Regions from separate parts of the Homo sapiens genome. Here region 1 is linked to region 2. A link is a contact called in ENCODE POLR2A ChIA-PET data. All regions are on one chromosome and are shown on one strand. Each heading gives the region's core, a stretch centred on a gene start or an enhancer-like site at or near the end of the contact. The rest is flanking DNA. Distances are from core to core; before and after follow the strand shown.

What was found. ChIA-PET counts read pairs that join two places held with the same protein, here RNA polymerase II (POLR2A).
Region 1: POLR2A ChIA-PET joins it to region 2 with 12 read pairs in SK-N-SH. The contact joins the enhancer-like site here to the promoter of CUL5 in region 2. POLR2A ChIA-PET finds 5 or more read pairs at or near these places in 7 of 52 experiments (A549, H1, MCF 10A and 4 more).

The regions. Positions count from the first base shown.
Region 1 is chr11:107,953,420-107,960,183 of GRCh38, forward strand. The region is part of intron 1 of RAB39A (RAB39A, member RAS oncogene family); the gene reads left to right. Among named protein-coding and RNA genes, the nearest start is that of RAB39A, 28 kb to the left of the region's middle. RefSeq lists an enhancer at 3,801-3,960. Within about 2 kb of position 3,817, at least 2 of the 41 ENCODE cell types and tissues checked have a DNase peak (open chromatin) inside an H3K27ac peak, as active enhancers do.
Region 2 is chr11:108,004,023-108,010,571 of GRCh38, forward strand. CUL5 (cullin 5) reads left to right here and starts at 4,876. Exons shown (of 19, transcript NM_003478.6): 1 at 4,876-5,350. The coding sequence starts at 5,327. RefSeq lists enhancers at 5,001-5,100, 5,201-5,390.

The sequences.
Region 1 (6,764 bases), core at 2,567-5,066, 52 kb before region 2:
GAATGAATCAAAAGATCCTGGGAGTCTGGGCAGTAGGAACTGCAGGAAGCCAGTGTGGTCCCCATGATACTGTTGCCCCCTTTCTGCCTGCTCACCCCCTGCCATAAGAAGCTCCAAATGGCTAGTCGGCAGCTTCAGCTGCTAATTCAGTAGAAGCATCACGGGGTTTTCTAGTGAAAGCATTTCTCCCTTGAATACTAAAACGTTTATATCAGCAAAGTTCAGAGTCACAGGGATTAGATGCAACAAAAAATTTTAGTGACTCATTAAGTGGAATTGTGAGAGGCACCATCACCCTATTTTCACCCTTTGCTTCCCACACCACAGCTTCTGTTTATGGGGAAAAAATACCACCTACTATCTTGCTCACTAATTTAGAATGTAGACATCCTGAAGGATTATGCTAAAATCTTACAAGGTGTCATCTCCTGGAAATGGGCACACCTACCTCTTAATAACCCATTTCACAGTTTTATAGGGCCAGACGCCTCTAGATGATAGTGGTGTGATATGATCAATGAATCCCATGGCATCATTCCATTTCCCTATCTCCACCACTGTTAAGTGAATTACTTGATCTGTGGCAATGTGTAGGATACCATGACTATGTATAAGGCAGTCTGCATGTTCATGGATGGTGGTACTAGCATGGCCTAAATCCAGATTAAATATATTACAATGAGGACATATCTGTGTCCCCTCAATGATGGTCCCCCAGAGTAAGGTACAATATTCAGGATGTCGGTAGCTACTGGAAAACTGGTAGTAAGCAATAACAGTTCAGGCCAACCTAGGTAAGATTAAGTCTATTGAGCCCAGGTACAGCTTCCATCTCCCTACCATGAGTTCAAAGTGGGATAAAAATACTGTTTGATAATTACAGGACAGGACATTTTGTTCCATTGATTATTAAAATTTTTTCATGGCGGGGTCTTTCGGTGGCCATTCACATAAGATACAAGAATGCACATACTCTAGACTCATCAACAGACCTCTTCCTCAGACCTCCTAATTACCAGCCCCGATCTTGTTTTTTACCCAGCATGCCAAACCCTTCGCGTCTGCTCATGACTTGGTGTGGATCTTTACCTACGTCTCTCCAACTCTTCCTCTGGAAAAAGTAAACAGTGAGATGTAGCACTAGAGATTCCACAAATGGAACTTTTCCACTGACCTTCAAGTTCTCCATTGAGCGTGGCTTACTGATGCCAGCATATTGTTTAGAGCCATTTGTAAGACAGACTTGAATTTTTTTCCTCTGTAATTATAGGGAAATCCAGATAAGGCCATGAGTTGAGAGGGTGCTGTAAGAATAGATGTGCTGGGTCTGTGAACTTTGTTATTCCAGGTCCATTCAGGTCCCACCGCATATTCCTTCCTATATATGTGACCTCTCCTTGGTGATGAAGCTCCAGCCTGGTGAATCAGAACACCCAGCTTATGATAGACATTCAGATTGCACAGTCACTTGGTGTTCTACCATCAGGCATTTAGTCTCTATCAAAGCCAAGTTATAAGCCAAGAATTATTTTACAAAAGTATAATAGTATTTGACAAAGAAAGCATGCTTTTTTTTTTTTTTTTTTTTTTTTTTTGAGACAGAGTCTCGTTCTGTCGCCCAGGCTGGAGTGCAGTGGCCCGATCTCGGCTCACTGCAAGCTCCACCTCCCGGGTTCACGCCATTCTCCTGCCTCAGCCTCCCGAGGAGCTGGGACTACAGGCACCCGCCACCATGCCCGGCTAATTTTTTTGTATTTTTAGTAGAGACGGGGTTTCACCATGTTAGCCAGGATGGTCTCAATCTCCCAACCTTGTGATCCACCCACCTCAGCCTCCCAAAGTGCTGGGATTACAGGCATGAGCCACTGCACGCGGCCAAAAGCATGCTTTTATTCCAAAATGCCACTTCTGTAATTGTCCAGTGGAGGTTTCCTGGGCCTGATGAGCATTCCAGGCTGCTAGAGGTACTTCAGGCAGGCACCATTAGATCTGATGGACCATGGGCCAAGTGGGCTTGCACTGTAGCTTGGACCAGCCGAAGGGACTTCTCTTGCTTTCAGCTCTATCAAAGCTAGCAAGCTTTTGGGTTTTCCACTTAATGGATCAGAGAAGCACATTATACTGATAATGTTTCCTCCAAAATTAAAAACGGTTCACGCCTGTAATCCTAGCACTTTGGGAGGCCGAGGCAGGCGGATCACCTGAGGTTGGGAGGTCGAGACCAGCCTGACCAACATGGAGAAATCCCATCTCTACTAAAAATACAAAATTAGCCACGTGTGGTGGTGCATGCCTGTAATCCCTGCTACTCAGGAGGCTGAGGCAGGAGAAGTGCTTGAACCTGGGAGGTGGAGGTTGTGGTGAGCCGAGATCACACCATTGCACTCCAGCCTAGGCAACAAGAGTGAAACTCCATCTCAGAAACAATTATAAAAATTTTAAAAAATGAAAAAGTTTCACCAAGTATTATGCATTTTTTTTTTTAGTAGGGGGTATAAAATATGGTAACTTTTCTTCTTTGGAGAGGTTTCATCAACATACCCCTGATTAAAGGACTCCCTTCCCCCAAGAAACTTCACAGAGATTGCTGGCTACTGTATTTTCATTGGATATATCTTTAGGATGTATGTATTTCTGAATATATAATTTATCCACCCCCTCCAACACTGATAATGCTCATAGCAACTCAATGACCTCAGTGTGAGAACATAAGACCACACTAGTAATAGATATAATGTTGGGCACCTTTCTTTTTTTGCACTGCTAGTATCTCTTTCCCTCAAACTTCCTCACTCTCTCTGATATTTCTCCTATTTTCACAACAGCTATGTAAGTGGCTTAGACCAAATCAACCATTCATTCATTCACTAAGGTGCACTGAATGCCCACTATGTGCTAGGTACTTGAAAACCATTGATATTCAACAGTGAGCAGTATTGACATGGCACCTGCATGACTCTGATAATCAGCAAGCCAGTAGCATGGATCCAGAAAGAGGAAAGGAGGGAAAAGGACGCTATACAAGAGTACTGACCTTGAACACACAATGATCCTGCCCACAGCCTAAGAAACATACTCTAGCCAAACAGAGCAGCCATTTGTCCTTCTATGGAGTGATTAGTAAGAGGGTTAAAATGTGCCTCCAGTTCTCTTTTATGGGGAGAGGAAGGTTGAATGGAACTTCCATTTCTTCCTATAGTAGAAGCATAAATGTGAGGAAAAAAGGAAGAGTTTCTCCTGTTATTAGCAGTATTCCTCAGCAGTGTTGAGTGCCCACTTGGGATTGGTTATAATTAATTCATAGTGACACCAGCCTGCCTGGTTGAGTGATTTTCCCCGGAAACATACAGCTGCATGCTGGACTGATCCAGAGATAGAAGTTTCCCAGATGAATATGACAGAGGGAAAGAGGCTTGGAAATTGAGATATTTCCAAGAGAACAATTATAATGATGTCTCATTGAACTCAAGATATGGAAGAAGGCAAAGGTAGGAGAGTATTAATGGATAGAAAGTGATAGAGTTGGTCAGTGGATTACAAATCTTGATGAAATTAAAGAATCACCACAGTAAAAAAGAATAGACAGGCTGGCAGACTGTGAGGTTTTGATATTTTTAGTGGACTGTGTAAATTTCCAGTTTTGGAGGTAATTAATATTTCTGATGAAAAGGAAATGGATAAGAAAGGAAGAATAGAGAGAAAGGTTTATTAGAGATGAGGGAGTCAAGGAATTTGAGAAGTGACACCAGGCAGCTCATCCAAATGGATGTTGAAATCAGTAAGCAGAATGACAGGAATTGAAACAGAAAGAAAAACAAAGTGCTAAAATCTTTAGTACATGGAGAATGACCAAGCAGTTGGAAGATGACAGCAGTTGGCAGAGCCAGATGGCATAAGCCTCAAAGGAGCAGGAGATTTTTTTTACAACAGGGGTTGGGAAAGAATAATTATCAGGAAGTTGCACTGGGGAAACAGAAGCCATCTCCTCCTGATCCTAGAGAATGGGCAACGTGAGTGTGCTGCAGGGGAAGCAGTGTTCTCAGGGACCAGCAGTTTTCAATTAAGGCAAGGAAAGGAGACTGCTCCTCTGGCAATGGGATAAGATTTGCTGATAGTGTAGCTTTCAAAGTATGAAAGAACCAGCAGCTTTCTTTTATAATTAAAACCAGATCTTCCACTTGAGAGGGACAAGCGACTGCTAGGAGCTTATAACCCCGAACCCTCTCCTCCAGAATTCACCTTCCCTATCATCACATCACCCTCACACTGTATTTAGGGGTTTTGTATCTGCTTTATCATTCTTGCCAGAGAATAGTCTCACCTCTTCATTCCCTCATAACACACCAGACCAGATTAGAATCCATGCCATTTATTTCTCTCTTCCTTCCTTGCTTCTGTTCTTTTCTTCCCTCCATTCCCTGACCCCACAATTTTTTTCCTTCCCTTAAATCATCCATTAATTCAGGGAGACTTTTTTTTTTCTTTCTTTTTTTTGAGACAGAGTCTCTGTCGCCCAGGCTGGAGTGCAATGGTGTGATCTCAGCTCACTGCAACTTCTGCCTCCTGGGTTCAAGCAATTCTCCTGCCTCAGCCTCCCAAGTAGCTTGGACTACAGGCATGCACCACCATGCCTGGCTATTTTATGTATTTTTGGTAGAGACGGGGTTTCACCATGTTGGCCAGGTTGGTCTCGAATTCCTGACCTCAGGTGATCTGCCCACCTTGGCCTCCCAAATTGCTGGGATTACAGGTGAGAGCCACTGCACCCCACCCATTCAGGGAGACTTTCAAAGCCTAGAGGGAAATAGACATAAAGTGCCATACTACAAGAGATTGTTGCTTAAAAATAATTGTTACTCCTCATCAACTCTTCAGTTCCTTACAGGGAGGCCTCCCTACCTAGTGCTTTTAGAGTCTGTTCCCTACCTTCTCATAATTCCTTCAAGAACTTCTAGAGACCTAAGTGTCTCAACTTATGGGAGGAAGGTCAAGAGAAAGATAGCTGCTCCCTCAACACCTCTGTAAGACCTGCCTTTCAGTTCAAGTTTTCCATCTGAAGCTCTGCTTCTTCCCCCAGATGATTGATAGCAACAGTGCCCAATTGTTTTAGGAAAAACACTACCTGCAGGACAACTATATCTGAATCTGAAGCCCCACAGACCCACACACAGAAGCTAGAAATCAGGTTATTACATAGAAGTGACAGATGTTATATTGAGTCCTTTTATTCCCAACTAATTATTAATAAGGGTTTTTTTATAATGTGTATTACATATACTTTGCTATAATTTTATTCTGTAGGATGATTTGCCAACTGTAATCTAAATGTGTTTTCAAAATTAAATACAATCAGTTAATAGGGTTGCTTATTTTAAAAAGAAAATAAAAAATAAGTTTTTTGAAAAGATAGTATTTCCTGGCCGGGCGCGGTGGCTCATGCCTGTTATCCTAGTGCTCTGGGAGGCCAAGGTGGGTGGATCACCTGAGGTCAGGAGCTCGAGACCAGCCTGGCCAACATGGTAAAAACTCATCTCTACTAAAAATTAAAAAATTAGCTGGGCATGGTGGTGGGCGCCTGTAATCCCAGCTAGTCAGGAGGTTGAGGCAGGAGAATTGCTTGAACCTAGGAGGCAGAGGTTGCAGTGAGCCAAGATTGTGCCATTGCATTCCAGCCTGGGCAACAGAACAAAAACTCCGTCTCAAAAAAAAAAAGAAAAGAAAAGAAAACATAGTATTTCCTACAGTGAAAAACATGCCTCTGTGTAATACATAAGCATTTCAGCATTGAGTTTTCAGCCACAAAAGGCATTTTTAAAATATTCTAGTAATGGTAAATTAAATGGATAGGAGGGATAAAAGTGATGCAGGCTTGATGCTGAGTAAATTCAAGCTTTCAGTCTAAGAACATAGCCTTAATTAGATTTCTCTTAAGACACTGCACATCTGCCTAAATTCACACATATAAAGATGAGTGACAAAACAATAACAAATTAGTTATCCCTCAAAGTTAAAATATAGCAACTGCATTATTCATAGCCTGCCAAAGATGGTGGGAGATTTTTCTTATTGTCAATTTCTTTTCTTTTTTTATTTTTAGAATCTAAGCATCGGGTTGGTGAAAAACTCAATTTCTCTATAATACTATAGTCCTTGACAAAAGTTTTTCAAAAATAGCCACTTGGGAATCTCTCTACTAGGAATTCTGAGGAGAAACAGGGAAGCAGGAGAAATAGAAAGAAAGAGGAGGTAAAATGGTTTGCACTCCCACAACAAAGCTATTTATGGCATCAGGGCACTGAACTGAGCTGTGATTTCAGCAATGAGGACAAGTAGGAAAGTATGACGGTAACAAATAACCCACTGGCCATTCACAAAGATCTTGGTGCCTCAGGCAAGTAGTCAGATGAGTTTGCTAAAAGACCATTGACAAACTGGAAACTGAGACTCATGGGATCTCTGGTTTATACAGCATTTAGCACTTTTCCTCTCCAATAAGGTTAATTAATCCAATATTGGCCGCGGTGGCTCACGCCTGTAATCCTAGCACTTTGGGAGGCCGAGGCAGGTGGATCACAAGGTCAAGAGATCGAGAGCATCTTGGCCAACATGGTGAAACCCTGTCTCCACTAAAAATACAAAAATTAGCTGGGGGTGGTGGCATGCGCCTATAGTCCCAGCTACTTGGGAGGCCAAGGCAGGAGAATTGCTTGAACCCAGGAGGCGGAGGTTGCAGTGAGCCAAGATCACGCCACTGCACTCCAGCC
Region 2 (6,549 bases), core at 3,626-6,125:
CGCAGTGGCTCACGCCTGTAATCCCAGCACTAAGGGAGGCCAAGGCGGGTGGATCACCTGAGGTCAGGAGTTCGAGACCAGCCTGACCAACATGGAGAAACCCCATCTCTACTAAAAATACATTAGCCAGGCATGGTGGCACATGCCTGTAACCCGGGAGGCAGAGGTTGCAGTGAGCCAAGATTGCACCATTGCACTCCAGCCTGGGCAACAAGAGTGAAACTCTGTCTCAAAAGAAACAAACAAAAAAAGATACTTAAGGTCTCCACAAGGAGGAATTAAATTCCTACATCAAATGTATTCATCTATGTAAAGTGCATAGAACTGTGTCTGACATATGGTAAGCATTATATGTTTTAGGTCTTATTATTACTACATTTACTGAGTGCTTACACGTGCAATACATTTTTTTCCTTTTTCTTTTTCTTTCTTTTTTTTTTTTTTGAGACAGAGTCCCGCCCTCTCACCCAGGCTGGAGTGCAGTGGTGCAATCTCGGCCCACTGCTCAACTCCCGGGTTCAAGCGATTCTCCTGCCTCAGCCTCCCCAGTAGCTGAGATTACAGGCACCCACCACCATGCCCAGCTAATTTTTGTATTTTTAGTAGAGACGGGGTTCCGTCATGTTGGCCAGGCTAGTCTCAAACTCCTGACCTCAGGTGATCTGCCCGCCTTGGCCTCCCAAAGTGCTGGGATTACAGGTGTGAGCCACTGTAATACATTACATTACAGATACAGACAAGGAAACTATGACTCAGCAGGGTTAAGTAATGTACCCAACGTCTCGTAGCTCATAAATGGCAGGATCTGTTTGGTTCTAAAGCACACATTCTTAAGTATTCTATGAGAAATTCTGGGCCACTGATGCACAAGAATTCTTGGCCACTGGTGTACAAGGAAAGTCACCTGGGATGCTTAGGGAAAAGGTAGATTTGGGGCCTCACTCCTGACCTGTAGAATCAGAATCTTCAGAGGGTAGAGCCTAGAAATCTGCTTTTAAAATAAGCACCCCAGGTTATTTTGATGTAAATGATCAGCCACATTTGACAAACTCCTTTATATATATTTTACTGCATACACAGAAAACAAATGAGAAGAATAAAACAAATGGCTAACAGTGGATATTTTAGGAGGTGGGAGAGAAAAGTTTATAGAGAACTTTCATTTTGTAAGGTATTATGGTTTAACATGATGGCTACATTTTCTTAAATTAGCAGGTGATTTTTTTTTTTTTTTGGAGACGGAGTTTCGCTCTTTGTTGCCCAGGCTGGAGTACAATGGCGTGATCTCGGCTCACCACAACCTCCCACTCCCGGGTTCAAGTGATTCTCTTGCCTCAGCCTCCCAAGTAGCTGGGATTACAGGCATGTGCCACCAAGCCTGGATAATTCTGTATTTTTAGTGGAGACAGGGTTTCTCCATTTTGGTCAGGCTGGTCTCGAACTCCCGACCTCAGGTGATCTGCCCACCTCAGCCTCCCAAAGTGCTGGGATTATAGATATGAGCCACTGTGCCCAGCCAGCAGGTGATTTTTAAAAAGATTTTAAATAAATAGAAGTAAAATTATCCCATTTTCTACTACTCACAAACACTGGTAACATTTTGAATATTTTTTCCAGTTTATCCACTATTCAGAGTAGGAAATAAAACTGTAGCTTTCTTTCTTTACAAAGTTGGAATTGTGGCACATATGTGGAATTTTGCATCCTATATTTTTACCTATTATATTCTGAGCATTTTCCCATGTAATTAATCACATAAGAGGCTATGAAATATAAGAAGGAATGGTTGATTTTTATATATGTCTTATATAAATATAAGAAGAAACATATGCTCATTTCTACTTGCCAACATAATTTCACGAAGCCCCTCTTACAACTTAAAAGCTTTGACTTTTAAGGTCAAAGGTGAGGTATGATGGCTCACAGCTGTAATCCCAGCGCTTTAGGAGGCTGAGGTGGGAGGATTGCTTGAAGCCAGGAATTTGAGACCAGCCTGGCCAATATGGTAAAACCCCATTTCTATACAAAAATTAGCCGGGCTTGGTGGCTCACATCTGTAATTCCAGCTATTCAGGCCGCTGAGGCGTTGAGAATCGCTTGAACCTGGGAGGTGGGAGTTGCAGTGAGTGGAGATCATGCCACCTCACTCTATCCTGGGCGATAGAGCAAGACTCTGTCTCAAAAAGAAGAAGAAGAAAAGAAAGTGTGAAAAAAAAAGGCACAAATTTTTTTTTCAGTAATTTATACCATACTGCTGAGTGAAAACAAATATGTTAAAGAATATATGTAGTATACCATCATTTGTGGGGAGAGAAAAAATAATACATACATGAATGCTTATACATGCACAGAATGTCCTAGGCATTCACAAGAAACATAACTGTTGTCTATGAGAAGAAAGAATGGATGCCTGGGGGACTGTGGAGGAAGGCAGGCCTATTTTTTAAAAATTTTCCCCGAATATTTAATTATGAAAAATTTTAAACATATAGATGAGTTGGTTTTACACAGGGAACCCTAGCATAGCCACCACCTAGACTCTACCATTAACATTTTACTATACTTGCCATATATATATATATATATATATATATATATACATACTTTTTTTTTTTTTTTGAGACAGAGTTTCACTCTTGTTGTCCAGGCTGAAGTGCAGTGGCGCAATCTTGGCTCACTGCAACCTCTGCCTCCTGGGTTCAAGCTATTCTCCTGCCTCAGCCCCCTGAGTAGGTGGGATTATAGGTGCCCGCCACCACTCCCGGCTAATTTTTTGTATTTTTAGTAGAGACAAGGTTTCACCATGTTGGCCAGGCTGGTCTTGAACCCTTGATCTCAGGTGATCCACCTGCCTCGGCCTCCCAAAGTGCAGGGATTACAGGCGTGAGCCACCACGCCAGGCCCGCTTTATCAGTGTTTCTACCCAACCATCAGTTCATCTTATTTTTTGATACATTTCCAAGTAAATTATAAATATAGATTCACTTACTCCTAAATTCTTCAGTATGGGTAGCATTAAACTTCAAATTTTGTTAACTATTTTCTCTTTGAATTAAATGCACATTTTTTAAAAATTTTATTATTTTTTATAGCGATAGCTACTTTGCACAGGCTGGTCTCGAACCCCTGGGCTCAAGTGATCTGCCTGCCTTCGCCTCCCAAAGTGCTGGGCTTACAGGATTGCACCACTGTGCTTGGCTGAAATGCATAAATCTTAAGGGTATACTGGCTGAGTTTTGACAAGTGCATACACCTGAATAACTGAAGTCCCTACCACAATATAGAACATTACATCACCCCAGAAAGTCGAAGGAAGACTACTTTTGATTGTATTATTTTTAGCACCTTCTGAATTTTGTATTATGTGCCTGCGCTATTTTTAAGAAATAAATATTTAAGCATTTTAAATATTTAAACATTTTTATAACAGTGGGCCGATTCTAAATTGGATGAGAAAGAGTGAAAACAGGAGATGGCAGATAACAGGTGGGGTCAATGGAATGGAGAACTTATTGAAGTCAGAGTTGTAGCAGTGGTGTTTCCAGAACAAGTGAGTTAGGAAAATTGGAATGCTTCGGTTGACAGTAGGACGCTGAAATCAAGCTCTCAAAAGTTGTCTTAAGGTTCAGTTAAGCATAAGCAAAGGGTGGCTTGGGTAGATGGAGATTAGGATACTAGTTTCCTTTCCCTTCCTACGCTCTCAAGTGCACACTGTATTTTTTTGTTTGTAGTTTTTTTTTGTTTTTTTTGTTTTTTTTTTGAGACAAGAGTCTCGCTCTGTCGTCCAGGCTGGAGTGCAATAGCGCGATCTCGGCTCACTGCAATCTCCACCTTCAGGGTTCAAGCGATTCTCCTGCTTCAGCCTCCCGAGTAGCTGGGATTACAGGTGCCCGCCACCATGCCCGGCTAATTTGTGTATTTTTAGTAGAGACAGGGGTTCACCATGTTGGCCAGGCTGGTCGCGGACTCCTGACCGCAGGTGTCTCGGCCTCCCAAAGTGCCGATTATAGGCGTGAGCCACGGGGCCCTATAGGGATTATAGGCGTGAGCCACTGCGCCCGGCCTCTTTGCAATATTTATCACAACTCCCACTAAGTAATATTTGACTTGTGTAGCCATCCTTAACATTTGGCTACCTTATTAGGCCATAAACTCCAAACGAGCAGGGGTCTTCTCTTTTATTTAATCCTGTATTTCCTGTGCCTAGTATATACAAGTGCTCAAACAAGTATTAACTACTTGATTGGATTCTTTAAGTAGGCCCATCCCTCTTCTCTTAGTCCAGAGCTCTTACTTATTTCTACGCATTATGGCCGTATGAAGGCTGTTTGTAAACCTGCAAAATACAATACCAGGTATCCTGCAGGTTCCACATGTAAATTATATTATCTCATTGGCCAGTGGTGTGTGGTCTGAAGGGGTAAAACCCGGAGGCTTATGGTTTAGGATCTTCTAGGATAATGTGCCTTCAGAAAATCGAAGATTAATATTCATTCTCTAAACAATCTTTTTTTTTTTTTTTCAAACTTTTTTGTAATGACGAGGGTGTTGAACTGGCCTCAAGTGATCCTCCCCCTTCGGCCTCCCAAAGCACTGAACAATATTTTATCTAAGTGCCAAGCATTCCTGAATAGAAATATTAAGAGTCATCACGCTTGTGCAGTCAACACATATTTACTGGGCGCATTCTATGCACGAGTTATTGAAGACAGCTGTTGTAAGCATTTCAGGACAATGCACCTCCCTTAACACCGAGTCCGGGATTTGGGGCGGGGTGCCGGAAAACGCCAGGTCCCGCCAGCAGAGGGCACGGTCCCGGCCTCGCTGCAGCCTCGGGACCCACCGAGGCTTCCAGGCTCCCACGCTCGCTCCCGAGCGCGTCCCCGCCCTCGCGTCACGTGACGTGGCCGCGGAACCTGAGCTGCGGGGCCTAAGCCGAGCTAAATTCGTTGCAGGTGGCCGCGGCGGGTGCAACCACAAAGGCTAATCCGAAGGAGTCGGGGAGGCTCGTGGAGTCGATGCTTCCTCTTCCAAGTCAGGTCGGCTCCCGTTACCTTCTCAGCATTCGCCGTTCCGGTCTTCCTGAGCGCGTGCATGAGGTCTTTCGCGTGGGGAAGCTCCGGTGACCATGTAGGGGAGAAGAGTGAGGAAGCTCCTGGTGCTTGGGACGAGGTCAGCGCTGTCGGCGCGCTGCTCCAGCGCCCACCACACCCTGGTGCGGGCCGACGGGCCCTGGGCCCTGGTGGGAGCTCCGGCCTCCGGTCAAGGCCTGGCCGGGAGCGCCACGAATTCTCGCGTCGTCTCGCGAGAGTCCAAGTTAAAGAACATGGCGACGTCTAATCTGTTAAAGGTAAGACCCTCACTCCAGCTTGGGTTTTACTGTGTGGCCGCCGGGTTCGGCTCTTTGGGAAAGGCACGGCTCAGGTTCAGCTGCGAAGTGTGGGAGTGTTCAGGGGTTGTCCACTGGCAGGGAAGCCGCGGTGGCAGCCGGCGAGTACCGGAACGCGGGTCTGTGGCCTTGGGGTCGACAGGCTCTGGTGGTCGCTCCCGCCGACTGGCCGCTGGGAGAAAAGCCTGGCTGAGCGCTGGCGAGGAGCGATGCTTTCAAGGGACCAGCTCTGGCCGGGAGCGGGAGATGAATGGTCGTGCGGTGTCCTGACCAGCTGGGCCGTTAGTACTGTTAGGTCTCAGTTTCTTGTAAAGCAATGTCTAAGACGCATCAAAGGAAAAACCAAGAAAATGCTGCCTAACAGGTTTCAGTGACTCGACCCCCCACTTCTTCCATTTCTGTTCTCGTTCTGTCTGCACGAAATTCCGAGTCAGACCAGCAGTGCCTCCCACTCCACCCCCCTTCCTCCCTTTTCTGCGTGTTACACCTTCCCTCCTAATTCTCCCATTCTTGAGTTCATCTTTTTCCTTAGGAAACTGCTTTCTAACCCCCACCCAGTTACAGGACACAACCAGATGACAACTGATGAAGCGATACCATCGTTTTAGGGCGCAGGAAAGTTACCTTGTCAAAGACAGTATTTAAAGTTAGTTTTATATAGCAAGGGAGATCTAGGCCCACAGGGGCAGATTCTCCACCAGTTAAAAAGTTTGGAGAAGAATGAGGAAGACTTAGAACTAGTCTGTTCTGTGTATGTGTCTGTAGTAGTTAATCATTTGCCTTAAAAGTACGGACAGAAATGGGGGTAGTGAATAGCTCAGGGAACATAATATTAATGGCAAAAACCGCAGTCACTTTTGCACCAGCCTAATACAAAGGATGAACCACTTCTTCCTGAGGCCTCTCATGCCTTCAGGCAATGTGGATGAATACTAGAAAATAATAGAAAATATACAGGAACCTAACCATCATGTCTTCTTTAGACCACTGATATTTGATTGTCTAATAGATGGGACTGTCTCATAAAATGAAGAACAAATTTTACTAAGAGGCAGTACTGTATATCACCTTTTAAAAGGGAGAGGGGCCCTAGAATTAGACTCCCTGAATAGCCACCACTTAAAAGCTGTATGACTTTGGGCAAGTTTCCTTATGAGTAG